Linked DNA regions of Homo sapiens: regions 1, 2, 3, 4, 5 and 6 are each linked to region 7. The links are chromatin loops, found by intact Hi-C in ENCODE. Cell type or tissue: heart left ventricle. All regions are shown on one strand.

Evidence for each region. Peaks named below come from ENCODE experiments on the same cell type or tissue, not always from the same donor. Only the 100,000 strongest peaks of a DNase experiment are listed, where the experiment ranks them.
Region 1: it touches region 7 in a loop (24-fold over the local background); 56 of 110 quality-filtered maps call a loop at or near these places.
Region 2: it touches region 7 in a loop (2.3-fold over the local background); 3 of 110 quality-filtered maps call a loop at or near these places.
Region 3: a loop joins it to region 7, with 2.6 times the contacts of the local background. A loop is called at or near these places in 24 of 110 quality-filtered maps.
Region 4: a loop joins it to region 7, with 5 times the contacts of the local background. A loop is called at or near these places in 7 of 110 quality-filtered maps.
Region 5: it touches region 7 in a loop (3.0-fold over the local background); 9 of 110 quality-filtered maps call a loop at or near these places.
Region 6: a loop joins it to region 7, with 4 times the contacts of the local background. A loop is called at or near these places in 20 of 110 quality-filtered maps.

What each region holds. Positions count from the first base shown.
Region 1 is chr20:39,872,651-39,876,650 of GRCh38, forward strand. No RefSeq gene overlaps it. Among named protein-coding and RNA genes, the nearest start is that of LINC01370, 130 kb to the right of the region's middle. In heart left ventricle, a CTCF peak has its summit at 1,617 (motif pointing left); a DNase peak (open chromatin) is centred at 1,571; H3K27me3 peaks cover 471 bases.
Region 2 is chr20:39,672,902-39,676,901 of GRCh38, forward strand. No RefSeq gene overlaps it. Among named protein-coding and RNA genes, the nearest start is that of LINC01370, 330 kb to the right of the region's middle. In heart left ventricle, no CTCF peak of the experiment used is centred here; no DNase peak of the experiment used is centred here.
Region 3 is chr20:39,427,765-39,431,764 of GRCh38, forward strand. No RefSeq gene overlaps it. Among named protein-coding and RNA genes, the nearest start is that of LINC01734, 210 kb to the left of the region's middle. In heart left ventricle, a CTCF peak has its summit at 2,175 (motif pointing left); no DNase peak of the experiment used is centred here.
Region 4 is chr20:40,944,614-40,948,613 of GRCh38, forward strand. No RefSeq gene overlaps it. Among named protein-coding and RNA genes, the nearest start is that of TOP1, 82 kb to the right of the region's middle. In heart left ventricle, CTCF peaks have their summits at 1,538 (motif pointing left) and 1,742; a DNase peak (open chromatin) is centred at 1,536; H3K27me3 peaks cover 985 bases.
Region 5 is chr20:40,264,667-40,268,666 of GRCh38, forward strand. No RefSeq gene overlaps it. Among named protein-coding and RNA genes, the nearest start is that of LINC01370, 260 kb to the left of the region's middle. In heart left ventricle, a CTCF peak has its summit at 1,641 (motif pointing right); no DNase peak of the experiment used is centred here.
Region 6 is chr20:39,110,475-39,114,474 of GRCh38, forward strand. No RefSeq gene overlaps it. Among named protein-coding and RNA genes, the nearest start is that of LINC01734, 110 kb to the right of the region's middle. RefSeq lists an enhancer at 1,736-2,237. In heart left ventricle, a CTCF peak has its summit at 1,753 (motif pointing right); a DNase peak (open chromatin) is centred at 1,801; H3K27me3 peaks cover 999 bases.
Region 7 is chr20:39,266,757-39,270,756 of GRCh38, forward strand. No RefSeq gene overlaps it. Among named protein-coding and RNA genes, the nearest start is that of LINC01734, 44 kb to the left of the region's middle. RefSeq lists an enhancer at 2,624-3,124. In heart left ventricle, CTCF peaks have their summits at 2,380 (motif pointing right) and 2,580; DNase peaks (open chromatin) are centred at 1,875 and 2,355; H3K27ac peaks cover 1,152 bases.

The DNA.
Region 1 (4,000 bases), 610 kb after region 7:
CTGGTCGTGCACTCCTGGCCTCAAGCGATCCACATAGGCCTCCCAAGTGGGATTACAGGAGTGAGCCACCATGTCCAGTCTGTGAACTGATATAACAAACAAATAAGTGCAAAGAAAATATCCTATATTTCAGTGTGTTTTGAAAATACATACTCCACTGTTTTCTTGGCTATTCTTAATGCATAATATGCAACTGGTAGTCTGTAAGAAAGCATTCAGGAGAGAACACTATTAAATTGTGTTGAATGTAATGTAACCAAAAATCATGTATTTTTCTTTTTAATAACATGCATAAATTAATACTGTATGCAATAGCATTCTGTTATATATCAGTTATGAGAATGTCAGTGTAGGAGAGATAATAGGTAGACACAAAGCTATAATGCACATGGATCATGATCCATCATCAAAAGATGTGTAAAGGTGACTGCCAAGAAGCATTCCTCTTCCAAATGTGTCTGCTTCATGGATTCTTCATGAAGGAAAAATTATTACAGCAGAAGAGGGTTAGGGGTTACTCAGAGATTGAAGTGAGGAAGTTCCTGGACACAAAAGTAAGAAAGTGCTGAGGAAGTTTTGGAGAACAGCAAAAATCCAACTTTACACCTTCAGCAGTGGGCAGGATTTGGGGGAAGCACTGGCTAGAGATTGTGGGACCAGCTTATCTTCCTTTTCTTTTCCAAGGGCCGGAAGTATGCAGGGTTTATTTTTACATTTACAACACCTAGTGCAGGGTCTGGCACTAAGTAGGACTCAATAAATGTGCACTGAGTTGAGACCAGATCTAAGTGGATGTGAAAAGCCATGACAAGGAATCTGGATGCTATTTGGCAGGCAATGGAGAGCCCTTGAAGCTTGCTGCTCAGGGGAGTGACATATTCAGAAAAGTACTTAGAGAGATCGGTTTGGCACCAGGTAGAAGATGGAACCAAGGAGAAAGAAACTGGAGGCAAGAATAAATCCAGAATCCATGCACTATTTTAAACAAGAAGCAACTGAACTCATGGATGGACAGAGGAGTGGAGATGCAGACAAAAGAGCAGCTGCAGAGGTAGAAAACTAACAGAACCTTCAGTAATAATATTTCTTAAGTTAAAAGAGGAAAATTAACAGGGTTTCATCAATGATTTCTTATTGTGCAAAGAAAAAGAGATGAATCTTGAGACTCTGAGCTCTGGTTCTCTTAAAAGTGAGAGAATGGTAGTGTCAAGGACAGTCAAAACGAGTGGGGAAAGTAGACTGTTCGAACTGTGTAGAAAGATGAGCCCAGATTTGAACTTTGAGTCAAGCTTGAGGAGCTGACAGGAAATAGGGCAGATAATCAGAAAGAACTTGGAAATGTGCAACAGAAACATGGAGGATAAATTAAAAATGAAAATGTATATCTGGGATCCACCTGCATGGAGCTGAGATCCGATGTTCCGTGAGTAGATAGGAGGGTGATTTAGAGACTTGAGGGAAAGGAAAGTGAAAGTCAGGAGCATCATTTCCCACCATTGTCCACAGCTGCAGCCTGACACAGCTTGTTCCATGCCCACCCCCTGGAGGCAGATGGCTACGTGCAATCACACCGCTGTCCAGTGCCTGAGTCAACCCTTTAGCTCTGGTCTAGCTCCCCCTAGGGGTGGAGTTTGAGCATGGTCTTGCTGTTTTGTCTAGGGGCAGCCCTAAACACTCACCTGCCCACTCAATTGAATTTTTTCCCTGCCCCTGTAGTTGTCTTCAGAATGCAGTCTCCTAAATAAGACTACTTGGATTTGAACTTCAGCACTAGAAGAATGGAAGAGTTTTTTTTTTTTTTAACTTCTCTCTTCCTTTTCATAAATAAAAATAATATGTATGTGATAGTGTTTGCTTATGAAGAGTAAATGTAAAGCATTTGGAAAATTCTTGACATATAGTAGAAGCTTAATATATTTTTCCCATTATTATCTGTTTTATCACACCAGTTATTTGTGCTTAGTACTGATGCCTGGGCTTATGACTCAGTTTTCGTGAAATTATTAGAAACCTGCCCTGAAGCTCTGTTCCCGTTGCAAAACAAACAAAACTCAGTTTAACTTGGGTCACCTCCAGAGTCAGGCTCTTGTCCACCCTAACCCCTGTTTCGAGACTGTACTGACTCTTGTCATCATAGGAGAACAGAAACTTCCGCACCCCTCCCATCACTCACTCATTTATTAATTTATTGAATCACCCATTCAACTAAGATTTATTAAGCATTCACTTTGTGATGGGCACTCTGTCTACAACTACCAGGTAACACTATCTGGAAACTGAGGTAGCCATGCCTTTGCTATTCTGGACACTGTAATACTGTAACCCTCCACTGCAGCCACCATGACAGCAGGAAGGATTGACACTCTATCCTCACATGAATTTCCAGTGTGCTTTGAGGTTGAGCCACCAAACTCCTCCAGCAAACTGCCTTCTTTTATTTATTTATTTATTTATTTATTTATTTATTTATTTATTATTATTATACTTTAAGTTTTAGGGTACATGTGCACAATGTGCAGGTTAGTTACATATGTATACATGTGCCATGCTGGTGCGCTGCACCCACTAACTCGTCATCTAGCATTAGGTATATCTCCAATGCTATCCCTCTCCCCTCCCCCCACCCCACAACAGTCCCCAGAGTGTGATGTTCCCCTTCCTGTGTCCATGTGTTCTCATTGTTCAAAATGATGAGTTCATGTCCTTTGTAGGGACATGGATGAAATTGGAAATCATCATTCTCAGTAAACTATCGCAAGAACAAAAAAAACCAAACACCGCATATTCTCACTCATAGGTGGGAATTGAACAAACTGCCTTCTTATATCTCCCCAGACTCATGAGCAAATGGTAGCACAGGGTAAAAGCCCAGGAAGTTCATGCTGATGCCTTGGGAGGATACACAAGAGGGTCAGTACTGCTTTTACCCCATGATGATGCAGGCAAGAAGACATCCATCCTCCCATATCTGTTTACATCAGCCCTGATGCCTCATAAAACTTCCCCCCATACAGTCATTAACGAGGTGGTAACAAGGATATCAGGGGCCCAGGGGAGACACTCTGTTTGATGTTCTGGATGAAGGAAATGCAGACTTGCTCTTTGTGAAAGTATGAGGGCTAACTTGGAGGCCTGCCTGACAGTCCCTGTAAGCTCAGACATGAAGTCAGGGGAATACAATTGTGTGAAAGAAGCAGAACAGTGAAGTGTTGAGATGGCAAAATTTGGAAGCCCAAGGGCAGGGAGCAGAACAGGAAAAACAGGCATAAGAGTTTTCCATGTGGGTAACATAAAATGATTAGTGACATCCACATCAACAGAAGGCTCCCTGTTCTTTGCTTGTGGTGTGTTTTTGTGTAGACATCCACACTTCCGATCCACAGTGAAGCCTACAAAGGGGCTGAGCACTCTTCCTGCAGTGAACTTATACATGTGCAATTGTACGTGTCTTTATTTTTCTCTTTGTTATTTGTGCTGCATTTAACCCTATGGCTGGAACATTATAAATGTTGAAAACTTTGTTGAATGAATAAAGAAATAAATGGCTCAAAGATGGGACCATTTAGCAGGAAGAAGGACCTGCCAACCTTCTTTTTCTCTTTTTTGTCTATGGAACCAGACAAGGGCAAAGGATAGGGAAGTGGCACTGGGGAATTCCACTCTAGAATGTCCTTGAGACTCCCAGTCATTGGTAGGGCTGATGCTTACCGGACCTTCTGGTGCCAAAGATCAATGTCACCATAACCAGGGTAATGTGGGGAAGGCAGACCTCAGTCCTCAGCCCAGAAATGGCAAGTTCTTCTCACCCCACATCCTCTCACACTCAGGGCTGGCAGCTTTTGAATGGGGAAGGACCCTTTGTTCTACCCAAAGATGATCATCTAAATCAGACCAACAGTCCAGCTGGGACATCCACATATACCTTAGTATTCTCTAGTATTTATTAGAAATTGGGCAACTCTTTACCTTCTAGGAACAATCTGCAGTTGTGTGGAAGGAT
Region 2 (4,000 bases), 410 kb after region 7:
GATTATCTAGCCTCAAATGTCCATAGTACTGGGACTGAGAAACCCTGGGTAAGACCAGCAGAAGGTATTAGGTTGGTGCGAAAGAAACTGCAGTTTTCGCAATTACTTTCAATGGCAAAAACCACGATAACTTTTGCACGAACCTACCAACCTAATAATTTCTCATCAGGCCACTCTTCCTGAATGCAGAGAGCTACTGACATCCTCCGCGCCCTCTGCTTCCAATTTCTAGCTCTGACAAATGTGGATAAATATATCTGGATTTTGAACTCAGAATATCTTGCCTTGAAATTCAGTCACTTTATATTTCTAAGCCTCAGTTTTCTCATCTGTAAAATGGGGATTACAACAGTCATCTTTGGGTTGTTGTATAGAATTTAGTCTTTATGCAGTAAGCACTCAATACATGCTAACTGTTATTACTGTCCCAGGATTGAAGCATCCTTGTTTAGGAAAACTTCACTTCCCAAAGGGACATAAAACTTCTTCCAGGTCATGAACTTCTGAATCCTAGGCTCCTTTTGCCATTGCTGATCCTGCCACTTTTCCTCAGGCCTCATTTTCTTCCAAATGCAATTGTTGCAATAGGGCTAGATGGCCAACTTCCCCCATTTTAATCAGAATCTCTGCCAGAATGAACTATTGAAAGTGACAGTCTAAACGGGTTATTCTCATGCCAAGTCTTGCCACAGCGCCCACTGCCTACAAAATAAAATTTGTTTCTTATCATGCCCTCAAGGTCTAACTCTTACCCTAAACTCTTAATATTTGCTGGGCTCCACCTTCAACTATTCTCACCATATGCTGTTTCTCTAATATATTGGTCCATGTCTTCCTTCTAAGCTTCTGTTTTTGACATTGCCTCTCTCTCTTGAGTGCCCACCCCTTCTTAAGTTGTCCTATCAAATATTTATTTCCCAAGATTCAGGCGAAGACACAGCTAGGAAACTATCACTAAAGCCCAAGGGGGGTCTAGGCTTCATTTACTTGCATACCCACGGCACAGAGGGCATGCTTTAGTTCACCAAATTCCTTGCAGTGTTGGACTTTTGGGAAATTGTCTGTTTCACTCATTGTTTGTTTCAGAAACATACTCTCCTGGAAATAAAACATTGGTATCAGACTTTTCTATCCCTCTAATTTTGTCAGGAGTCCGTTACAGCTACAAAACTTCCTAAATCTCCAGCTTTATTTTCCTGGGGTTAAGAAATAAAACCCCACTCTGTTCCTTCTTAGCTCTATGACCCTGAGTGAGCTATTTAACCTCTCTTAGCTTGTTTTCTTTTTTTAAATCTGTAAAATTGGACTAATAGTCTCATTGGTATCTTTGTGCATATTAAATGAGAAATTTACATAAAGTACTCAGCACAATGCCTGGCACTAGTGCTCACTGACAACTATTTTTCAAATGGTAGTCCCTTCAGCCTTGAAGGGAGAAAACAGAGAGTTTGAAGAGGTGAGCAGTAGACCAGGCATGTCCATGGGGTACAATTATTCACTTGGAAGATAAAGGAAATCAGGAGGTGGAGATGAGACTCTTTAAAAAAAAAAAAAAAACAATTTTGCTATGGTTGAGTCATGCCAGGCTGGACTGCCATTGCCTGGGCTGGTTCTAGAGCATGTACACGTGTGTGTGCTCATGTATGCCTGTGTGCAGGCATGTGCGTGCATGAATGAGAGATGAGGGGCTCAGTATTGAGCAACACAGTTTAGGTTTAGAAACAGGATTCAGCCATGGGCTTCTGCTCTGACCATTGGGAAAAGATCTGAACCCTTCAAAGCCAGGATAAGGGTCTCTAAAGTAAGAAGGTGAACAATAAAACCCTGGAAGACCCAAAAGCAGTTGAGAAGCATTACAGCCCTTTTGTTGCAAGCCCCAGGAAACAGGGGAAAAATAAACCTGGTCTGACTTCACCACTCCTGAACCATAAAATGTTTACCTCGGGGGAGGGTAGGGACCCAAAGGAAGGAAGGTTTTCTGTTGTCAAGCTCTCTTCTAAGGATGTATCCTGACCCTTGTCCTCAGGTCTCCTGGGCCTGAACACCCCAGGGCCTGGAGAATGCTAATGCAGTGAAGGGCTTAGCCATTCAGCTTCTGGGCTGAGGTCAGCTTCTGCTCAGCACTGAGTCCTGGGGAGCCTTCCTTCCTCTTTCTGTTCTCGAGGTCTCCATCACTGTAGGGAGGCCATGACTCTGTCATTCTGTGGATCTGATTCTGGGTGATTCCATGTTGCCCCACAGGGTCTGGGTCAGAACCTACACCATGCTAGCCTTGTCAAGGCAGGGCCTCTCTTCCCTGGGGCTGTGTCTCTGGCTTCCTGCACTTCCTGTTCTCTAAGAGAGCCACACAAAGCCCAATGTTACCACCAGCTCCTGCCTCATCACTCTGCTTGTCTCCTGTGAACTTGTTCCTGGTTTGTTTCAGAAATGCGTCGATTTAATGTACTGCTTAAACTTACAGATATTGGGGTCAGATGTGCAGAGTTCCTAGTGGGATGTCCTTGGCAGAAAATTTAGCTTTTCAAAAGTTTAGTATCTTCAGCTATCAGGAGGGAATGATGACAGCCTTTCCCTTATAAAGCGGATGTTGTAATTAGAGGTGAGAATGCAGGTGAAGTACTGAACTCGGTACGTGGCCCGCTGCAACTACTTGGAATGAATTGTTAAATGACAGTGTCTGGGTTTAGCCCTTTTCAGAATTGCTGTCACTTTACACTTGAATGCCAGTTCACCTCTCGGGGTGTGGACTAAGCTGGAAGTGGTTCTGGGCAGCAGGAAGCCTGTTATAGCTCTATACGGCATGATTCTCTCGGCTTTAAGGAGATGGGACTTCCCTAACCCCTCCATGTCCATGTGGTCATTCTGCCAGCTTCCAGAGAACATTTATCTGAGTCCCTTGAAGTCCCAGGGAGCAGGTCATGCAGCAGGACGAGAAGACTGTGGCTGAGGACCTGGGACAGGCCCTGTTTCTGGCACCATGTCTGTGTTCCACATCTGAATGAGGCTGCTGGGGATGCTAGAACAGCAATCTGGAAAGCAGGGAGGGTTGGGGGCATCATACACAATGGAACTGGGATGGAAAGCAGGCCTGGGCCACACACAGGCTTAGAGAGTAGAATGGCCTGTGAGTCTCAGAGATTCAAGTAACAGGTGGGCCAGTTGGGTCAGTTTGGATCCTTGAAGAAACAGACATGAAGAAGAGACTAGATACCTAAGAGATTTACTATGGTTTGGGGGTAGGGTAGGGAACATTTCTACAATATAAGAGGGGAGAAAGTGAAATTTGGTGGGGAAAGGCTTCAGACCATGATGCAGGTAACACACCCTAAGGAAGGACAGAGGAAGAGAAGGATTGGGCAGGAGAAAGTTCACACTGTGGCACAGTTCTGACAAAGTTCTGGCCGGCCCATGGCAAAGTTGCTTATGAGAGGGATCCTGAGTAGGGCAGGAATAGCCCTATTCTGATACTCTCTGATGTGCTCGGTCTTGGCTGGGATCAGTCAGGGGAACTTTGGCCTGACAATAATTGAAGCGCGGATTCAAAGGTGTGGCAGCTGGGGCTGTCAACCACTCATGCTTTCCTCAGCGGGTTCCTCTGGGGGAGATCGGAGCAGAGCAGCTCCATGGCTGCCATAACAGCTGAAATGATTTCTTTTTAGAAGCTTCAATCATGAAATTGTCTGTGATAAGGCTGATGGTCTCACTTTCCAACTGACACACACACACACACATTTACTCACTATGCATACATGAGTATACAGACAAGCATAAACAATACACATGCAGATGCAGATACATATAGTGTGTCATGACATAAATACTGAACAAGATTCGAGTCTAAAGTCTGGTATGAACAAGATGCATAGCCTTGAAAAAATCCCTTTTATTGAATTTATTTTTCTTACCAACTATATAATTAGAGGCAGCACTCAGACCTCATTTGACTCTATCATTTTATGAGTTTATGGATTACAGTACTCTTACAACCAGTATCAGTACA
Region 3 (4,000 bases), 160 kb after region 7:
GGCAACTTGCTTTACTCAGAATACTGATTCTCATCCAGAAATATCCTCACAGACATTCCCAGAAATAATGTTTAACCAAATTATCTGGGCACCCTGTGGCCCAGTCAAGTTAATGCATAAAATTAACTATCTTTCTCTGTCTAGTGGAGAGAGAGAGAGAAAAAAAAAAGAGAGGGAGAGAATGACTTTCCTATTTCTATTCCCATATGGGTCGTGGTAGATTGCATTATTCCAAAGATGGCCGCTTGCGCGCGCGCTCTCTCTCTCTCTCTCTCTCTCTCTCTCTCTCTCTCTCTCTCTCTCCCCCCCCTCCCCCTCCCCCTCCCTTTCTCCCTCCCCCTCCACGCACTCCCCATCTCCCTCTCTGTCCCTTACAATCTAATCAGCAGTCTTCCTACTTAGAGGTGGGGTTTGTGTTGCTTTTTCCCTAATTTGGACAAGGGTTGATTAAAGCTCCAACAAGCAGATAATGGAGAAAAATGATATCCTGTGGCTTCCACGGCTGGGTCATCAAAAGGATACAGCTCCTTTTCTCTGCCTACACACTTGTCCTTGGAAACCAGCCACAGTGCTGCCGGGAAGCTTAAATGAGCCTGTTTGGAGGGACGACAGGAGAGGGGCTGAGATCTCCCCAGTCGACAGCGAGCATCAACTGCCCCTGTGTGAGTGAGCGTTTGAATGGTCCCAGCCTCCAGCCTTCAAGCCTGAGACCCCAGGGATGGTGCAGCAGAATCAAGCCATCCTTGCTGTCCCACTTGGACTCTGACCTACAGAATCTGAGAGCACAATGAATGGCTGTTTTATGCCACTGAATTTTGAGGTGATTTATTACACAACCCTAATAACAGGAGCACTACTTCCAATCTTTTTCCCACCCTGTAGCCCAGACGTTCTTTCTAAAATGTTACTGTGGCCCTTTCATGGCTCAGATCAAGGCTGTTCTGTGGATCCCTATTGGCCACAAGGTAAAGGTTTGTGAAAGGAAGCTCTCTGCCTATTTTCTCAGTCTTGGAACTTTGACTATATCTGGCCGCAACCACAAAACACCAATTCAGACCTATGGAGCTGCTTTGGGTTCCCTGAAGCCATTAGTTTCCCAAACCTGTGTCTGAGCAATAAAACACTTAGTCATGAAGCAGTTTTCACAGGTTTACAGCGAGAAAGGCTGAAAAAGTAGAATTTAATTTTTATGGTAAGATTTTCTTTTAGGTAAATCTATTAAGTTATTAGAATGGTTTCCATCCCCAACCTTCTTTTTTACTTCCTAAAATTCACGTTTTTTTCTAATTTTTTTGGTGCTAAAAATGTCCTCTCCTTAATGAAATAATGGGACTACCTTGTTTCCTGTCTCTGCTCCTGCTGTTTTTCTGTTAAAGTCCTTACTAGGCAAAATAAAAAGTTGGTCACTAAATGCTATTCCCTCAATTAAAAAAAAAAATCCTGTACTTGAAATAAAAGTCTGGGAACCACTGACCCACATAGTGTAGTCTAAACCACTTAGCATGGCATTAAATCCTTGATGCCATATTAGTTAAATTCTGTTCTAATTGTATGATAATTGGGTCCACCAACAATGTGATTCCACACTATGCCCCTCAGGTAAGTGATGAATGTCTGAGAAAATTGGGTGCTTGGTGGAGCATTATTTCTTTGAGAAATATGTCTGAAGGCACAAACCATTGACTTAGGTTAAGTTTTAAAACACTGCCTCCTCTGAAGTTAGGCGTTGCTAGCTCATAAATAATTAATACAAACCATATAGCCACTCAGACATACATGTGTGCATACCTACATCACACATGTCATCACTCCCACACTCATATTAACTTCATACACCCACACTGATGTTAAAATGCCTGCACACCCAGACAAACATGGCAGCTGGAGAGATACAGAGTTCTGCAAGTGATCCAGCGAGGTGACTAAGCTAAGCTGTGCTTCCCAGTTCCCATCCATTCCCATGGAGATCCATCAATCTCCACGTATCTGCTTTCAGGAGCTCTTTTCCCCAAAGTCCTTGAAATAAATTTGTAGCCTGATATTTGAGAATGGCCAGTCTGAGTTCTACTTACATAACTCACCCATGCCCTTGACATTCCCCCTTGGATTTGTCCATGCACAGCTGATCCATCCCCTGGACCAGGACAAGGCTACAGCTCAGAGGCCCTCTGGTGGAGAAAATACTTGTATTTTTTTTTTTTCCTGGACTTGCAGCTATCTGGTCTTGCTTCAGTTAATCAGTTTCCTGCCACCTAGCTGGGATAATAGTTCATCTTGGGTTTGTTGACCTCTGTCTCTTCCAGTTGCCTGGTGTTTGGTGATTCAAAGGGTGATAAATAAACAGGATTCATAATCATAGCATGCATGATTAGGAACACTTTCTGACCATTTCAATCCAATTTGCATTTAGGTCTGGTTAACCTGAGGGGCAGGCATGTTAATCTTTACACAATACGGATTGATTACTGACTTCTCAAATTTTTCCTCCTTCAGATGACAAGCCCCAGCAGCCTGAAATTTGTCAATTTAAGATAGCACCCAAGGAGCACAACAAACCTACTTTAGGAAAAAAAATTAACTTGGAATAAATACATTACTTCCGTGCAGAGCAAGAACATAAAGTTATACCCCAGGGACAGGCACCACCTATAACCTACTGCACCCCTGCAATATCTTGGTGCCTCATTAGATTTATTAATGAGGCTGGCACATCACTCTACCCAGCCCTATTGTTTAATAGGATCGGTGGACATTGACCAGCACAGATGATAAATTTGAGAGAGGCTCTATCAGCATAAGGTTTGGGACTGGGGAAGCAGATGGAAATGTTTTCCCTTGACCTCATAATCCTTTATGTGTCTTCCTTGTGATGACATTGTATTATTTAAAGTGCACAGGATCTATAGCACCTCCTTGGAAATGTCTAGGAATCTGGGGATGAGTCTGTGACCTCCATGGAAAATGTTAGGAATTCTATCCAGATGTGCAGGTTTCTTTGCTCTGGCCCATGCTTAACCATGGAACTGCAAAAACAGGAAAGCCTTAGAGGTGTTTGTGATATCATAAGGTACTTGCATTTTTCAAGAGCATAACTTGGACTTTACATGCCTCTAACCCTAACTGGCATCTCTTATGGTGCTTAGCAGGTGCCTACAGAATGTTTATTAAATAGATGGACTTTGGACTGTTCAGGGGCTTGATGAGTTCCTTGCTATCAGTTGAGCAAAAGTAGTAGAGGATGTTTTATTCCAAGAAGGGGAACCTGGGTGGTCTCTGTGTGTGTGTGTTTCTTTTCTATTTGCTTTTCCCTATCATATTGAACTCATTACCTTCATCGGGGCTGTTAGGACAGATTCCTGACTATTCCCCCTCTCCATTGGAGGTCACTTCTCATCTTGCTTCCTTGATTTCCACAAGAGGAAGTTAACATTATCCTGAGTGTGACTGTCCTGTGGCATTTGGAGCCATTCTTAAAGTACAACACTGGATTATTTCATCACAAGCATTTGCCAATGATTATAATCGAGGGATCATGACCCCTCAGTCTCTTTTACAATGCCTCTGGAGAGAGATAACATTCAAGGAGGATTGCTTGCTTCAAGGACCTGTAATCTACCTCTTCTTCCAAGTATTCCAAATTAAAAAAAAAAAAAAAAGGGAAATAGAGAGCTGAGTACTTGGACATTGTGCTGGTTCCCTTTAGATCTGCTTCCATGGAATGGTCCTTTGATAGAATATATTGAGGTTCTGATAAGAAACAGATCTATTAAGTTATAGTTAAGTCCATTTTAATGATACTATTAAGTGGTGTTTATTATAGCATACCTTGTATTCTTTATAAAGACTTCTGGGAGATATTTTTATCTGGTTTCAGTGCCATAAAAGGTTGGCTAATTAGCAAAGAGTAGGACCTTTACCTTTATGAGCTTCATAAACTTTCGTAAGCGTTTAGTTTGTGTGTGTGTGTATGTGGGCATGTGCATGTGCTTATTTCAAAAAA
Region 4 (4,000 bases), 1.7 Mb after region 7:
TTTAGGTTAGACAGACATGTTTCATTTTCTTCTTTCATCAGAAACAAATAGAATTTTTAGGACCCATGAAAATCTATTCTTGTGGGAGGGGCCCATGAAGGCAGAAGCGTCTAGGGCCCACAAAAGTCACAATGCAGCCCTGCTCAAAAGACAAAAACAAAAAACTGTGCCTGGGCCGGCCGCGGTGGCTCATGCCTGTAATCCCAGCACTTTGGGAGGCCGAGGCAGGCGGATCACTTGAGGTCAGGAGTTCGAGAACAGCCTGGGCAATATGGTGAAACCCCGTCTCTACTAAAAATACAAAAATTAGCCGGGCATGGTGGTGGGCACCTGTCCCAGCTACTCGGGAGGTTGAGGCACGAGAATCGCTTGAACCCAGGAGGCGGAGGTTGCAGTGAGCCGAGATCATGTCACTGCATTCCAACCTGGGCAATAGGGCAAGACTCAGTCTCAAAAAAAATAAAAAATAAAAATAAAAAAATCCTGTACCTGCCTTTTTTTCATCCCCACTGCTGCACCCGTCCTAACTCAACCCATGTCCACCTCTCACCTAGACAATGACCAGAGCCTCCCAGCAAGTCTCCCAGCCTGTCTCTGAAATCCTTGTATCTGTCCTCCACAGAGCAGCCAGCATGATCTGTCGAAATCACAAATCTGACCTTGCCTCCTCCCTCCTGAAAACCTGCTGTGCCTCTGGATTGCCCTCAAGACAAAAGTCCAAACTCCCCTGCAAGGCACACAAGTCCCCAGGGGGCACTCAGCTGCACTCTCCTGCACGCGCCCAGCCTTCCTGCTTTCACACCTCCACACCTTTGCACTTACAGTGCCCTCTACCCAGAACACCCTTTCCCCCGCAAACTCCTAACCATCCTTCAAAGCCCAGCTCCTCTCAGAGAAATTCCACTCATTTGTCATATTGTGATTTTGAGTGAATATCACCTCGAGGTCAAGGACTATGTTTTCTTCCTTTTCATCCCCCCAACCACCTCCCCAGTGCCTAGCTTACAGCGACTGTCTGGCAGTGTTTATTGTTCCCCTGAGGTCATGGTCAGCATCGGGGTGCTCCTCTAACCCACTGCTCCCTGCCCCGGCACCGCTGCAGTCCTGTGATTTCCAAATGCCAAGGGAAGTTCTGTGGTCCTATTCATCTTTTCCTTGTCTGGCAGGCTGGGAGTGCAGCCCCTCTGGGGCGCACAGACAGCAGAGTAGCCCTGAATGGGTCAACCTTTCACCAACAACACCCACCTCAAATAAAAGCCATCAGCTTGCCAGGATTGGAGAGGAAGCTTCAAGTCCCCAAGAAAAACCCAAGGGCCATGTTCAGAGACTTGGCCAGAACTGAGCCCTGTTCAGCCTTTGTCTGTGTGTGACAGTGTGCCTCTCTGTGCCTCAGTTTCTCCATCTCATAACAGTGAATTGGTCTAAAGCCTCGAAAGAAAGGGTTCTTCCAACTCCGGCTGCACAGCCTCTTCCAGGGCCTCCCATCAGCCCAGACCCAGTTACCAACGCAGAGGGAAGAGTGCCACCTACTGACTCCCAGCCTCCCTCCAAGACACTGAGCCACCAAAGGAGTCAGCGGAATGTGCAAAGCTCAAAGTGAGCAGTTGTCTGCATTCTCCCTTTGCAGAGCCGCAGCAACCTCCCCTTTCATGGGGCCAAGGGGCACCCCTCCAGCCTGGACAGAGAGCTTTAGCTGCACTGCTCACCCCTGTTGTCCTCTGCTCCAAGCCCTGGAAAGCCAGGCGCCTCCACGCCATCCTGCATCTGTGCCAGGCCCAACAGCACGGTAGCCCCCGGCTGCCAGCCCCCCTCACACTGGGCCGGCGGCTAGAGGTGGAGAACAATGATCCCTATTGTGACTAAATTTCCCCCTGAAGATCTCATTCAAGATGTTAGAGTGAGCGATCATAAAAGGAATTAATAGTTGATTCGCTGTATAATTTCCTAGTTCAATATACTTTAGTGCAGCAACTAAATGAGGCGTCCCGGCCGTTCAGTGGGGCCAGATAGCGACTTTATCACTGGGATCTCAGGCTGAGGAATAAAAGCAATTCTTCTGAAGTAATTGCGTCTAATTAAAAGAAACATTTAAAAAGTGTAACCAAAAGGAATTCATTTCAAATGGAAAATTAATGCTGAAAAATAGCCCTGAGCTCTCTTGTCGCAGCTAATAGCCAGGCAGCCGCAGAATAATTAAACTGTTTTGAAATGTCGATACCATCCTCATCGGGAGAAGATGGGCACGGCTGAGCACATCCCGGGCATCAGCAAAGAGGATGGCTTCCAAAGACATGGCCAGCAGTTGGACTTGAGGTCAGCCACAGGCTTCCAGGTGGGGTGAGGCCCAAGTCACCACAGACAAGGCAGGAAAAGGTTTGTAATACGGTATTTAATGAAGGAAACCCCACTTCCTGGATATCTGAGCACCCCACTGACTCTTCAGAACAACCCTGCAAGTCAAGTATCATTAGTAGTATTATCATCATCATCATCATTGCCATCATCAGTTCAAAAAGGAGACTCCTTGTGACTAGCTACCTTGTCTAAAATCACAGCCAATATGTATTAACAGCAATCAGGATTTGAACTCAGGTCTGCCTGGCTCTGAAGTCCACATCAATTCCACTACACTGGATGTTAGGATTCAGCATCAGGAAAAAGGCTGTGTGTTTTCTAACACTGTCATTCTCAGTTCTGCCTGCATTAGACTCACCTGACACCCCCCTGAGGAGCTTTAAAAAACAGTCCCAAGCCAGGCGCGGCGGCTCACGCCTGTAATCCCAACACTTTGGGAGGCCAAGGCGAGCAGATCACAAGGTCAAGAGATCGAGTCCATCCTGGCCAACATGGTGAAATCCCGTCTCTACTAAAAATACAAAAATTAGTGGGTGTGGTGGCACATGCCTGTAATCCCAGCTACCCGGGAGGCTGAGGCAGGAGAATTGCTTGAACCCAGGAGGTGGAGGTTGCAGTGAGCCTTGATCACACCACTGTACTCCATCCAGCCTGGTGACAGAGCAAGACTCTGTCAAAAAAAAAAAAAAAAAAAACCAGTCCCAGACTCTGCCCTCAAAGACTCTGCCTTTATTGATCTGGGAACAGCATGGGGATGAGCATTTTTTTTTCGAGATAGGGTCTCGCTCTGTTGCCCAGGCTGAAGTGCAGTGGTATGATCACAGCTCTCTGTAGCCTTGACCTCCTGGGCTCAAGCGATCCTCCCACCTCAGCCTCCCAAGTAGCTTGGACTACAGACACACACCACCATGCCTGGATAATTTTTTTCTTTTTAAAGATGGTGTCTCACCATGCTGCCCAGTCTGTGGACATCAGTTTTTTGTTTTTTTTTTTTTATGTTTCCCAGGTGACTTAACTGTGCAGCTCGGGTCTAGAACCATTAGTCTAAATCCCAGTCATCAGGCACCCTTCACCCCATGAACATTCCCTGAAATTTTCCTGCTCACTTCCCCCGGGGAGTTTTGCCTCGTGAAAAATCGAAGGGTGAACACTTCCCTTACAAGTTTGCAGCCAGGTTGAAATGAACTAAAAGAGACTAATTGAGAACCAGCACTTAGTACATGCTAAATAAATGTTAGTTTTGAAATGGGGGGCAGCAAGAAGTAAGAACCCAAGATGAAATCGTCCTAAAGGAGTCCTGAAGCAGACCCCAAGGGAAGGTTCTTGGACCTTGAGCAAGAAAGAATTTGAGGCAAGTCCATAGGGTAAATTTAAAGCAAGTTTATTAGGAAAGTAAAGAAATAAAGAATGGTTACTCCATAGGCAGAGCAGTGGAATGGAATGCTTGACTAAGTATACTTATAGTAACTTTTTGGCTATATGTTTAACAAGGGGTGGATTATTCATGAGTTTTCCGGGAAAGGAGCAGGCAATTCCTGGAACTGAAGGTTCCTCCCCTTTTTAGACCATATAGGGTAACTTTCTGAGGTCCCATGGCATTTGTAAACTGTCATGGTGCTGGGGAGGCATGTCTTTTAGCATGCTA
Region 5 (4,000 bases), 1.0 Mb after region 7:
CCACACCCTGCCCTTCCCCCTAAAAGGTTAAGAACCTCTTTACTTGACTATGAGTTATCTGAGGGCAGAGGCATTGATTAATCTTCTTCAACCTGTATCCACAGTGAGATTTTTTTTTCTGTATTACCAGCCATCAGCCTGTGTAACTGAAAAAAGCTAGGAATTTGGGGTCAGACACACTGTCATCCTCCGTGTAACTGAGTAAATTTTTAAACTCTCTGAGCCCTCATTTTTTTCATCAGTAGAGTAACTATAATAATGCCCACTACACTGTAACATTATATATGTCTGCCAGAGTGCTTGGCTCATTAAAGAATTTCTGCAAAGTCCAGCTATCCTATCTCCCTACCTCTCTGATAAATCCAGAGCAAGCTGAGATGGGAAGAAAGGTTGAGCTCACAGTTATCCGGATGTTTCAGACTCACAACCAATATGAAATTGAGGCTGGCCACGGGATGGCAACTCCACTCAGCATAGCCACGGAGTAGCAGTGAGAGCACTGTGTCCCTTGATGTTCAGCCCATAACTCTTCAAAAGGCCCCTTCTTGGTAGCCCTGATCAGTTCTGGTGTGCAGTCTGTCAAGTTCTGGATTGCCATTTTAGCACGGCACCCATGTTTTGAGAGCAGGAGCTTGGTCTGATTCCACCACTGCACAAGGCTAGGCACACTGCAGGTGTTGGATAAATGCCAGCTGAATTTACAGATTTTAATAATGAAGTCTACGGCTCAATTTAACTAGAAATTATAAGTAAAATAGCATGTTAAACCCTATATAGTTCTTTCGGGCCCCCAGAGGAAAGGACAGGTAGCTTTCAACAGACTATCAAATGGAGAGAAATGTTAATCTATTCCTTAATAATCTCCTTATGTCTTTATATGCAAAAAACTCCCCAATAGGTGTGTGTTTCAGGGGAATCATCAGACCCTCCTGCTCAACGCCTATTGACTTACAGGTGCTAAATACCCAGTAAGTTGCTCTCTGTTCTACTTAACAACCACCTAATTCATCCACTGTTCCAGACTTGGAAAGAGATGATTCTTGTCCTGAGGTTTTCTCCAACAGAAAGGGAAGAAAGTACATCAGTTAATAATTCTTAGTATTTGATTTAGAGTTTCAAGTCTATAACCATCAAGATAGCAATTCTAAGAGGCAAAAAGGCAAAAAAAAGTAGTCTGTATTGAAAGCAATTATAATGGCCACAATAATATCAATAACATCTACCGTGGATGAACGCATTTGAAATGCAGAGTAAAGGACTAATCATGAATCATCTCATTGTATTTTCTCAAGAAGGAAGTAAAATAAGCATGACTTTATTTCCACTTCTCAAATGTGGAAACTTGATGGAGAGAGGTCAAGTGACTTGGCCAAGGACACAGTTACAAAGTCAAAAGTCCAGCCTAGATCTACCTGATTCTACAGCCTCTGCTGAGAACTGAAACCAAAGTCAGGCACCTTGTCATACATCAATATCATTAATGGTGCCAGGAGTAGACTCCATTATTCTGAATTCCTAAATCCAAATTTTACACATTGAGAGGATCTGTAGATTTGCTTCTACAGCTGTATAGATTATCCAATTCTGATTTTTAAGTCAAATCACACAATGGCTGGGCAGGCTTCCCCAAACCCTGGCAAAGTTTTCATTGCCCACAAGATGGCGTTGAGGGGTGAATGAAAAACCTCCAGGCATGGATGTCCTATGTGCACCATTCCATCAGAACATAAATGCACTGGCATTTTCCAGCAAGATCTGTTAACAGTTTTGGACCAAGGAAGGAGAAGGGGCCTCGTTAGATCTATCACTATCCAGTCATGTACCACGTCCTGCATTAACGCTTTGCATCTGTGACTCCAAAACAAAGTCTCAGAAACTCCCTGGTAGGTGTGGCAAGTACGTGACAATATGCTAAACTAAACTCAATTGGTTTAACCTCCAGTTCCTTAGGAGTCCTGGGCATACCTTCCTTACTTGAAATTACACGTAACCTTGGTTGGCACACAGTAGGTGCCCAATCCGCTGAAGAATTGATGAATGATGTTTCATTCAATACCTTGAATGCTGGCCTTCTCTGGATAAGGATTGGCTAAATTTTACATCCAGAGGTTAATGAAGCTGTCATTGAGAGTTGAGGTTCTGAGGAAGAAAGACTAAGGTCTGCTGGAAAGACACCTGGACCGTGAGAAGCCCAGGTGTGCAACTCTAGTTCTGAGCCTTAGAACCTTTGAACAAATCACTGAGTCTCAAGGTCCTCATCTTTAAAATATTCATGTTTGCCCTGCATAGTTTCTATTGAAATAATCAAATATGCTAAGGAATGAAAATTGCTGTACAGAAAAATGTCACTATTCCAAATGTAAAATTCTATACTCAGGAAGGGAGCAGTTATTGCCTTTTAGTAGGTGACACTAAAGTTGGTCATGCATTAAGAATCTGGAGTCAGAGCTGAATCTCAGCGACACCATTTACTAGTAGTGTGACCTTAGGTAAATAATGTAACTCTATGACCCACAGTTTCTACCTCTATAAAATGGGGGTAAGAATAGTATAAGCTTCTTGGAGATTAGGACAGAGGTAAAAATAAAGTATTTATCAAAATGCCTAGCACATAGTTACCATCAAAATGGTACTAATCATAATATTAATATTATGTGTACAACTTTTAATTTATGTATATCATGAGTTATGATATTTTAAACATAGCTCTTACTGACTCCCATGAGCCAATTGCATGCATGTCTTTTCAACTTTGTGTTCAGCAGCAATCACATTGGCAGCTTGAAAATGGCTGTAGTAGGAGTTATTTACACTACTACTATAGTTGTGTAGTATAATTGATAAATGCTACAAATCAGAATTGTTGTTTATTGTTGTTTTCATTTTCTTCCAGAGAATCAATTTATCAGTATCAACCAGGCGTGGTGGCTCCTGCCTGTAATCCCAGCGCTTTGGGAGGCCGGGGCAGGTGGATCACTTGAGGTCAGGAGTTTGAGACCAGCCTGGCCAACATGGCAAAACCCCGTCTCTACTAAAAATACAAAAATTAGCCGAGCGTAGTGGCGCATGCCTGTAATCCCAGCTACTTGGGAGGCTGAGGCAAAAGAATCACTGGAACCCAGGAGGCAGAGGTTGCAGCGAGCTGAGGTGGCACCACTGCACTCCAGCCTGGGCGACAGAGAGAGACTCCATCTAAAAAAAAAAAAAAAAAAAATTACCAGTATCCTTTTGGTTATGCATATTGAATGTGTCTTAGTTTAGGTCTCCTAGAAGCATTTCCTAAGCTGAGATTCATATGTAATTGAGCTATTGAAGGAGTGCCCCCAAATAAAACTTGCAAGTGTGTGAGGGAAGCCTTATAGGGCAGAGGAAGAAACCGGGCAAAGGTGAGGGTGCAGCTGAAGTCTAGTCTCAGCCTCATTCCACAGGCAGCTCTGGAGCCTGCGTGGAACCACAGAGTTCCCACCTTGAGGCAAGGGTGCCAAACTTTTCTGCCCTTGTGTTAGTTGGCCATTGGCTACTGACAGACTTCTGGAGAGAATGCAGCTTCCCAGGCCATTCTGGGTGGCACAGCTCCTGATAGCAAGTAATTCTCTGAAGGGTCCAGCTGTGAGTCAAGAACATCTAGCACTGATGAGACATGGATGCACCAGCCCAGCAAAGGGCAGCTGAGCAGGGCACCAACAGCACCTACTACAGTATGGAAACAGATTGTCATACTAGACATTTGAACTAGAATAGATTTGGGAAGTCACCTCTCCTATGTGTGTAATCCAATACAGAAGAGTTGCTTATTCAATCAGCAAATATTTATTTAGTGTAAACTACATTCCTAGTAATGGGATTGGTACTGGAGATGCAGGGCTGAATGCAATCAGATGTGGAGTCCCGGCACTGGAGGAGTTTACATTCCAGCTATGGAGACAGACATTAACCAAATGCTCCCACAAATAAACACACATTTACAACTGTGATGGTTACTGTGAAAGGGACAGGAAAC
Region 6 (4,000 bases), 160 kb before region 7:
TCCTTCCTGTTTTCCTCATTTGCATCCCTGCTTCCCCTGTGCTCTCCCTCCTGTCCTCCCTCCTCTTTTCTTGTCTCTTTCCTTTCTCTTCCCCTTCTTCCTCTCTCCTCTTCCTTCCTCCCTGCTCGCACCATGCCACTCAATGCTCCAAGCTGGACACAGCTGCAGGGAAATAGCCTCAGCCCTGGCCCCCAGGAGCTTCCACCTAGTGGGAGCCAGGCAGGTGGACAGGTGATGATCCTGTCACGTGATCCACATGCTAATGAAGATCTGGGCTGGTCTCCTGGGAGCTTTGCTGGGTCTGGAGGGGTAGAGAAAGCCCTCACAGAGCAGGAGACCTCTGGCCTGGGTCTGATAGTTTCTCTGGCTGAGTCAAAAGAAAGGGGCATTGTAGGCAGAGGGAAGAGCTTGCACAAAGTAGGGGGACATGGTCAATGAATTCTTATGCAAATTTGGAATTGGACAAGCCTAGGCTTGAGCCACTGTCAGTATAACCTCTGCCCAATCATTTCAGCCTCTCTCAGCTTCTCATCTGTAAAATGGGGTATGTTAGTACTCATGATGCCCTGGGATGTTTGGGGAACAGAATTAGCTCTTGCATCTGAAAATATCTAGCACTATGTGTCTTATCACATTTTACCCTCATGTCAACCTGGGGGGCCGGGTACAATTATATCTTAATTTTACAGTTCTGGAAATGGTGGCTCAGAGAAGTTGAGCAGCCTGTCCAAGTTCACACAGCCAGGTAGATTGAAGACACAAATGTAGGCAGCCTGATTCCCAAGCCCGAGTGTTTAATAACAATCTCTCCAAAGTCAGCACATACACTTGGAATAAAACTAACACATCAGGTGCCTGCTCTGTAAAATGAGGTTGCACAAACCTGGCAGGATGACAGGGATAACTCTCCAGAGCTGGAGGGGCCATGGGGGATGCACTTTTGATTTTTATGGCTTCTCAGGGTCCCACCAATTGTACTGTCTTAGCCTGTGTCTGGTTGGTGCAGGAAAAAGGAGGATGGGCAGTGGAGCAGGAGGAAGAAGGGGGAGGAAGAGCGAGGGAGGAGGGTGCATTGGAGGGAGCAGGAAGAGGAGGAGAGGGAGGAGGGAGAGGGGAGGAAGGAGGGGGGAGGAGGAGGATAGAGAGGAGAGGAGGAGGGAAAGGGGAGGAGGAAGGGGAGGAGGAAGGGGGAGGGGAGGGAGAGGAGGGGGAGGAAGAGTGGGAGGATAGAAAACGGGAGGAGGGGAAAGGGAGGAGGAAAAGGGGAGGAGGAGGAGGGGCAGGGGGAGGAAGAGGGGAAGGGAAGGAAGGGAAGGAGGGAGGGGAAGGGAAGGAGGAGGAGGAACTCTCTGACCCTACTCCCGAATCTGATTCTGTCCCTCTTTTCCAGTTCCCTGCACTGAGGTGTTGGAAATCCAGCTTTCCAGTGGAGGCTGCCTGGGTTTCCATCCTTGTAGCTGTGCTTTTTCTGTTCCTCTGGGACTTTTCTTCCCTTGACCCCCTTTCTTTCAGGAGCTCTTGGTCTTGTCTGAACAGCTTTTGTCTAAGAAGCCTCACAGACTGCCCTGGGCACCCTTTCCTTCTCCTTGCTCTGGCCTCTACTGTCAGTCTCTCCTCTCTGTTCTCCCTCTCTTCCCATCCTTCCAAGAAGGTGAACCGTGGGACTTCTGAGGTCTAAAGAAGGGTCCTGGATAGGGACTTTAGGAGCCCAGACCGGATGGTCACTGGAGAGGGACCCTTTTGTCATTATGTAGACTGGCCACACGATGGCTCCCTGGGACCGTCAAGCACCTGCCCAGTCTCTTCAGTGGGCCTCTGGTCGCCCTGGTGATTATTCTTTCCCTTAAATGTTCCACACGCACCTCTTCCTTATCTCTGTAGCTGGGCAGCCAACTTCTGGGTTTCCTGCTCACCCTGGGTAGAGAGATCCCAGTCACTGGGGCTTGCGTTAGAGAGGAGTGGAGTGGGGAGAAGAGCAGGAGGGGAGCAGAAAGAGAAGTGAGGGGCTTGCCAGGGGGCTAGTGGCTGAGCAGCTGTAGGAAGGGACTTCGTGGAGTTACTGATGGGCTCAGCCACCAGGAGCTGGGCTCTGGGGAATCTTTAGGAGTGAGAAACAGAGCCTGGATGTCCATTCCAGGGCCCCAAACACAAGGCTCACTTCCTGGAAGCATGAGGACTGGAGGTGACACAGAAAAGGCTGGCGTGAACTTCCAGACACCTGAGGAGCAAGAGCTCAGAGTTCCAGCTGGAGGTGGCCCGGACTGCAGACTTGGCCATGGCCAGTGGTGGCCCTTCCCGGACATGGCTTGGAGCTGATGGAGCTGCTGTTTGGGACAGCAGGATGTGGCTTGACTCGGGCACTGAAAAACAAGGCTGGCTTTTATGAAAAACAAACAAAAACTCAGGTGACCAGAGTTTCACGCATGCTCAGAAAGCAGTGGCAAGTTAGGATTATAATAATAATGTTATAACAATAATAATGTTATAACAATAATAATGACAGTAGCAAATAACCATCTTTTTGAGGATTTATGGAACATGTCAGACACTGCTTTTTTTTACATGGGTTGTTTTGTTTACATGGATTACCCCATAGGGGAGGTAATAGAAGGGGATTTATAATGACAGTCAAACCTGAAAAGGAGACACTTTGTTTTAGCACAACAAGACCCAGGGTACCTGCAGGCTGGAGTGTGGCTTTCTCATGGGCTCCAGGTGATTGCAGGGATGGAGAGAGAAACTCGTCCATTTCACTTGCAGGGTACACAGGGACTTGCCATCACAACCTTTTTCATTTCCAACCATTTTCTTCCTGTTGGAAGGAATATTCCTCAGCTGAAGTTGGATCTGATTTAATAAGGCAATAACCAGAGAAATGCATTTCAATTGATTATTAAGCATTTGTTTATTAGGACTCAGTAGCTCTGACCCAAATAGCTGCTAAGCAGTCATTAAACATCAAAGAAGATGTTTCTGTTTATATATTTTGTTTATTTACCGTCATGAACAAACATTATTGCATCAATTAAATGTCGATTAGGGGGTCTATGGTTTGAATTAGATTATACACATAGTGTCAAATCATTTTCGTGTCTCTTTCTGAGATATAATCTATTTTTGTTTTAGTATCTAAAAGGATTCCATCTAAGTGTTAGAAGCTGTGGCCGGCAGGGGTTACGGGGTGGCTTCTGAGCACTTCTAAAGCTGATGTTTCCTTTTTTGGAGTTTGCAGCCTGGATCCCTGTGACAGCCTGGAACTCCTGATCCATTCCTCATTGATCATTCATGAAGGGGCCATTTCTCTGCGATTCTTTGCTTTTTTGGGCATTAATTTTCTAGAAAACAAAACAACACAACAATAACTCTAACCTCCATCATAAAACCCTTAGATATTTATCTCCAAGGCAGCTAAACTGAGTTGTGGAAATGAAATTAAGTTCTCCATTAATGCTGCTTCAATTAAGCAGCATTGAAATCAGGAATGGTGTGCTTGAAAGAATATATGATTTTCCTAGTCACAGTCTAGAAGCATTGAAATAACATATCTTAATATATTTTTATTCAAAAAAATTGGATAATTTTCTAATTATATGAGACAACTATGTGTATTTATAAAATCACATATAAACCTGAGCTTAATTTTTTTTAAATTGATAAAATTATATATATTTATCATGTACAACATGATATGTATACATTGTGGAATGGTGAAGTTGAGTTAGCATCCTGGCTTTTTAAGTCAGAGGAGAGGGGACCCGCAGGAGGACCCTGGCTGAATTGGGCCCCATCAGACCCAGAATGGAACCCCCCCGGTCCCCAGAATTTGTCCTCCTGTTGTACTCAGTGCGTTGGTGGAAGCAGAACTCCCCATGGGAACAGGCAGACCTAGATTTTCTGGGGTGGGAGGGGAAGGTAAAGGTGCAACAAATTGAGATTTCTCCCTGCCCTAACTCCCAACCCAGCCCAGAAAAGAACTTTGAGTGAGGCCAGCAGTGGGGAG
Region 7 (4,000 bases):
GCATAGTGATAAGGTAGACTGAAAACAAGCAGCTTCTGAGTAGTAATTGTGTACCAGGATTTCTCATCTACATTGCCACATGGACTTACTCTATAGCATTTTGAGGTCAGAATAATTATCCTTATATTACAGATAAGAAAACTGAGGCTCAACGAAATGAAAGCATTTGCTCACGGCTGCACAAACATGGGTTTGAACCCAGGAGAATCTCTTGCATTATTTAATCTCTTCTCCTTAGCTCACCACCCTCTACCCTGCTGGGTCCCCCAAACACAGGGTCTGCTGGAGCAGATATGAGACAAGGACAGAGCTGGTGATAGTCTTTGGTGCCTCTGAACTTGCATGAGGTGTTTCTGCATGGTTGAAGAGCAATGATGAGATGCTCCATTCACCCAAGGGTCAGAGGTGGTCTTTCCTGGGGAAAACATGACTCAGCTTTTCTGACCTTGTGGTTCGCTTTTGACATGACTCCAGAGAAGGTGCTGGTAAAGCCATCGTTTCTCTGAGGATTTGAGTAGATACCACACCTCAGCTCCAAAAATTAGGTTCGCAACAATTTACAATAAGATATATACCCTAGGTGAACAAGCAAAGGACCAGGACTCCTTTATCGTGTTAGAAATGTCATAGTTCCTAAAATGTCTAAGCTGTATGGTTGGTCACCTGCCATTCATTGGCCAAGCATTGTGCTTAGATGAACCTGGGCATAGGAAAAGTTGAAGGAGACATCCAGGCCACTTTTGGTTTACATTACTGGAAACATTTTAAAGACAAAAAATCATGCAGATGTTTTTATAGCTATTATTTTATTTTAGCCTTAAAACACTCATGAGGAAAGTAATGTTAATAACAATAATGGTGACAACAGCTGACTTTTATCGAATAGTTACTATCAACCAGGTCCCACAATACTCTCAATGTGCTAAGTGCTTCACGTGCAATAGTCTATTCAATTCTCACAACAACCCAATGAAGTTTGAGTCCTACAGTGGGTTATTACTGCTCCATTTTCCTGTTGAAAAATAAAGAATCAGTGAGGTAAAGTGACAGGGGCAGCATCTGCGGTAGAATCCAGGTCTCCTGACTCTTCAGACTGATCTCATGTCCTAGTACCATCCAGGGTCAGAGACTGCAAGGGCAGGTGGAATAAGGTTAGGGTGCTGGGAACAATATGCTGGTGTGTACTCCAGCCTCTGTGGCCCTAAAACTGTCACAAGTGATGGTTTCCAACCAAGTCAATTGGGTGTCTGACTTTCATCCTGGGACCAGGAAAGTGGGGCTTCACGACTGCCTTGATGGTACTGGTTTGTTTTACAGTGTTTGCCAGTTTCTGTGGTGTAAATACTTACACTATGTCTGATTTCAAGCTAGCAACTGTTTAGCAATTGGGAGAGAAGGATAGAGGGAGAAGGGAAGAGAGAGAGGCATTTGCTTACATCATGTCTGATTTCAAGCTAGCAACCGTTTAGTGATTGGGAGAGAAGGATAGAGGGAGAAGGGAAAGGAGAGAGGCATATGTAACAACTGCATATTTAACAGTTGGCTTTCTGGCTCCTCCAGCCGACTGCTTGGGCCCAACACCCTAGCAATTAACCTTTTGCTACTCCTGGGCTCCAAGGAGGCCAGGCCGTGGGAACAGAGCACCAGAAGGATATTTCAAGGCAGTTTCTCCATTGCCTCAGCCTGGATGAGGCTGATAGTGTTTTACTTCTTCCTTTGCCTCCCTCAGGGAGAAAACAAAGAGTGGATCCCAGAAAGGCCAGGGCCTCTAATCTCTCAGTACAAGTCTTTGAAAGGAGAGGAAGGGAGCTGGGTCTACCGCAGAGAGCTGGCAAGGCTGGGTCTCTGGAGGCTGGGGCCAGGGGCTCCGCGTGTGGAGTATGGAGCAGAGCCGGTGGGCTGGGAGGAAACGACTGGCGGAAGGCCTCCTGGACCCTCTATCCTGTCTTCATAACTCCCACACAGATTAATGAGCCTCAGGATGCCCTTGGTTTTGGCCAGCCATGCTTGGGGCCTCCCCAAAATAGACAGGACGCCCAGTGCCTCTTGCTATTGTCCCAGCTATTGTCTTTATGAGCCTCCTGGGTTCAGGGATCACATCCTAACTCTTCCTGTTCGTGCTTAATCACCATCCGGATGGATGGACACTTGCAGACAGACTGGGGGCAATGCAGACTCAGGGAAGCCAGTACTGTGTGCGTGTGGAGAGATCTGGCCCCACCGTGTCCATGGCTGAAAAGGGAGAAATGGGGCCATGGTGGAGCTTTTGCAAAGACTCAGCGCTCCTTTCTTGGCTGAGGCTGGCTGAGGGGGCCACCAGGCTCAGAGCTGGTGCCCTGGGGTAGGGCAGTGTATGGGGCAGAGTCAGCCACTAGGGGGCAGGCCCCGACAGCAGGTGGGCCAGGCAAAACCCTGTCAATGCTCAAAAGGATGGTGGGAGGACTGACAGCCACAAAAACTGACCCGCTTGGGGTCTTGGGGCCCCCTCCAGGGTCTGGTCAGCTCCAGAGAGAACCAACACCCAGGGGAGTCTGGGAAGCAAGGACAGCAGTGATGGGAAGCTATCCGTAGATTCCCTGTATCATCCTAGTCTGGGGTGATGGAACTGTGATGAGCCGCATCTGCGTCTGGATGGGGATGGGCACGTGGCTTCCCCCTGCTGTGGAAGATGCAAGGAGCAGGAAGAACAGTGACAGAGAAGGACAGGCCTGGGGATAGGGTCAGGAGCTGGCAGCTGCAGCCCCAGCACAAAAGCCAGATGCAGGAACCCTGGCTTGGGGTATACAAGCCCCTGAAGGGGCCTTTTTGGTTTGTATCCTCCTGGGCCTGCCTGGCCAGGCCAGCTTCCTGTTAGCCTAGCAAAGCTGAGATTTGTCAGCTACTCCAAAGCAGTCCCTGCCCTTCCTGCTCTTGACTCTGCAGTATTTTGCCTTGGTTGATTCTGGCAGCTTGTGAGCCCTCTGAGCCTGCTGCCTGCCCCGGATGAAGCTGTCTGAGGTTCAGCTGAGCTGTCTGAAAGCCAGAGAAGCTTAGGATTTACCCTGAGGGAAAAAGACTGGGATGCACCCACTACTGGGAGGCCTGATAGACCCAGTGACCTATGGCAAACCATTTATTCTATTCAGCCATTCTCCCATCCATCCATCCCCTCCATCCATCTAGCCCCTCATCCATCCATCCTTCCATCAACTCACCCACCCAGCCACCCACCTACCCAGCTACTCATTTATCTACCCTGCCATGTATCCCTCCATCCTTTTCCATCCATCTGCCCATCCTTCCCCATTCATCCATTTATCAATCCATCTATTTTCCATCCATCCATTAATCTATTCTATCAGTATATGTCATTGAAACTTCCTCTGTGCCAGGCTCTCTTTTGGGTCCTGAGAATGCAGCAGTTCACATGACAGAAAAAGTTTCTGGATCATAAGAGCTAAATTTGAATGGCAATGTCCCAGTGACAAGCCAAATCACTCACTATGACATAAGGATGGAAATTGATGGCTCAGCTCTTAATCCATCGAGGCAGCAAACTCCCTACACCTCTTGCCCTGATACATACAGATATATTTACAATATGTATGAAGGCACCCCAAAATATGCATACCTGTGTATGCTCACATTGCATCCCCTTGGATAGCAACATGTCTTCAGGATAATTTGTGTACACATACCACCATACCCGAATGTATAACTATCTAAATACGTGCATGTGCATGGACATAAATTCACATATGCACACATGTACGTATAGGCACACAAGGCACTTACACATATTTGCACATATACATACATGTGCACATATACATACTTGTATATGTGCACCAGGAACACACAGGTGCACACACACACACACACACCTGTGCACAGCTACTCAGGCACATTGGCATATGCACTTTAACTTCATACAAATATATACACTTGGGTACAGTTTGGATCTGTATGCATATAAGATACATGTGCTCACATATGCACCTATCCATGCACACAGGTTGCA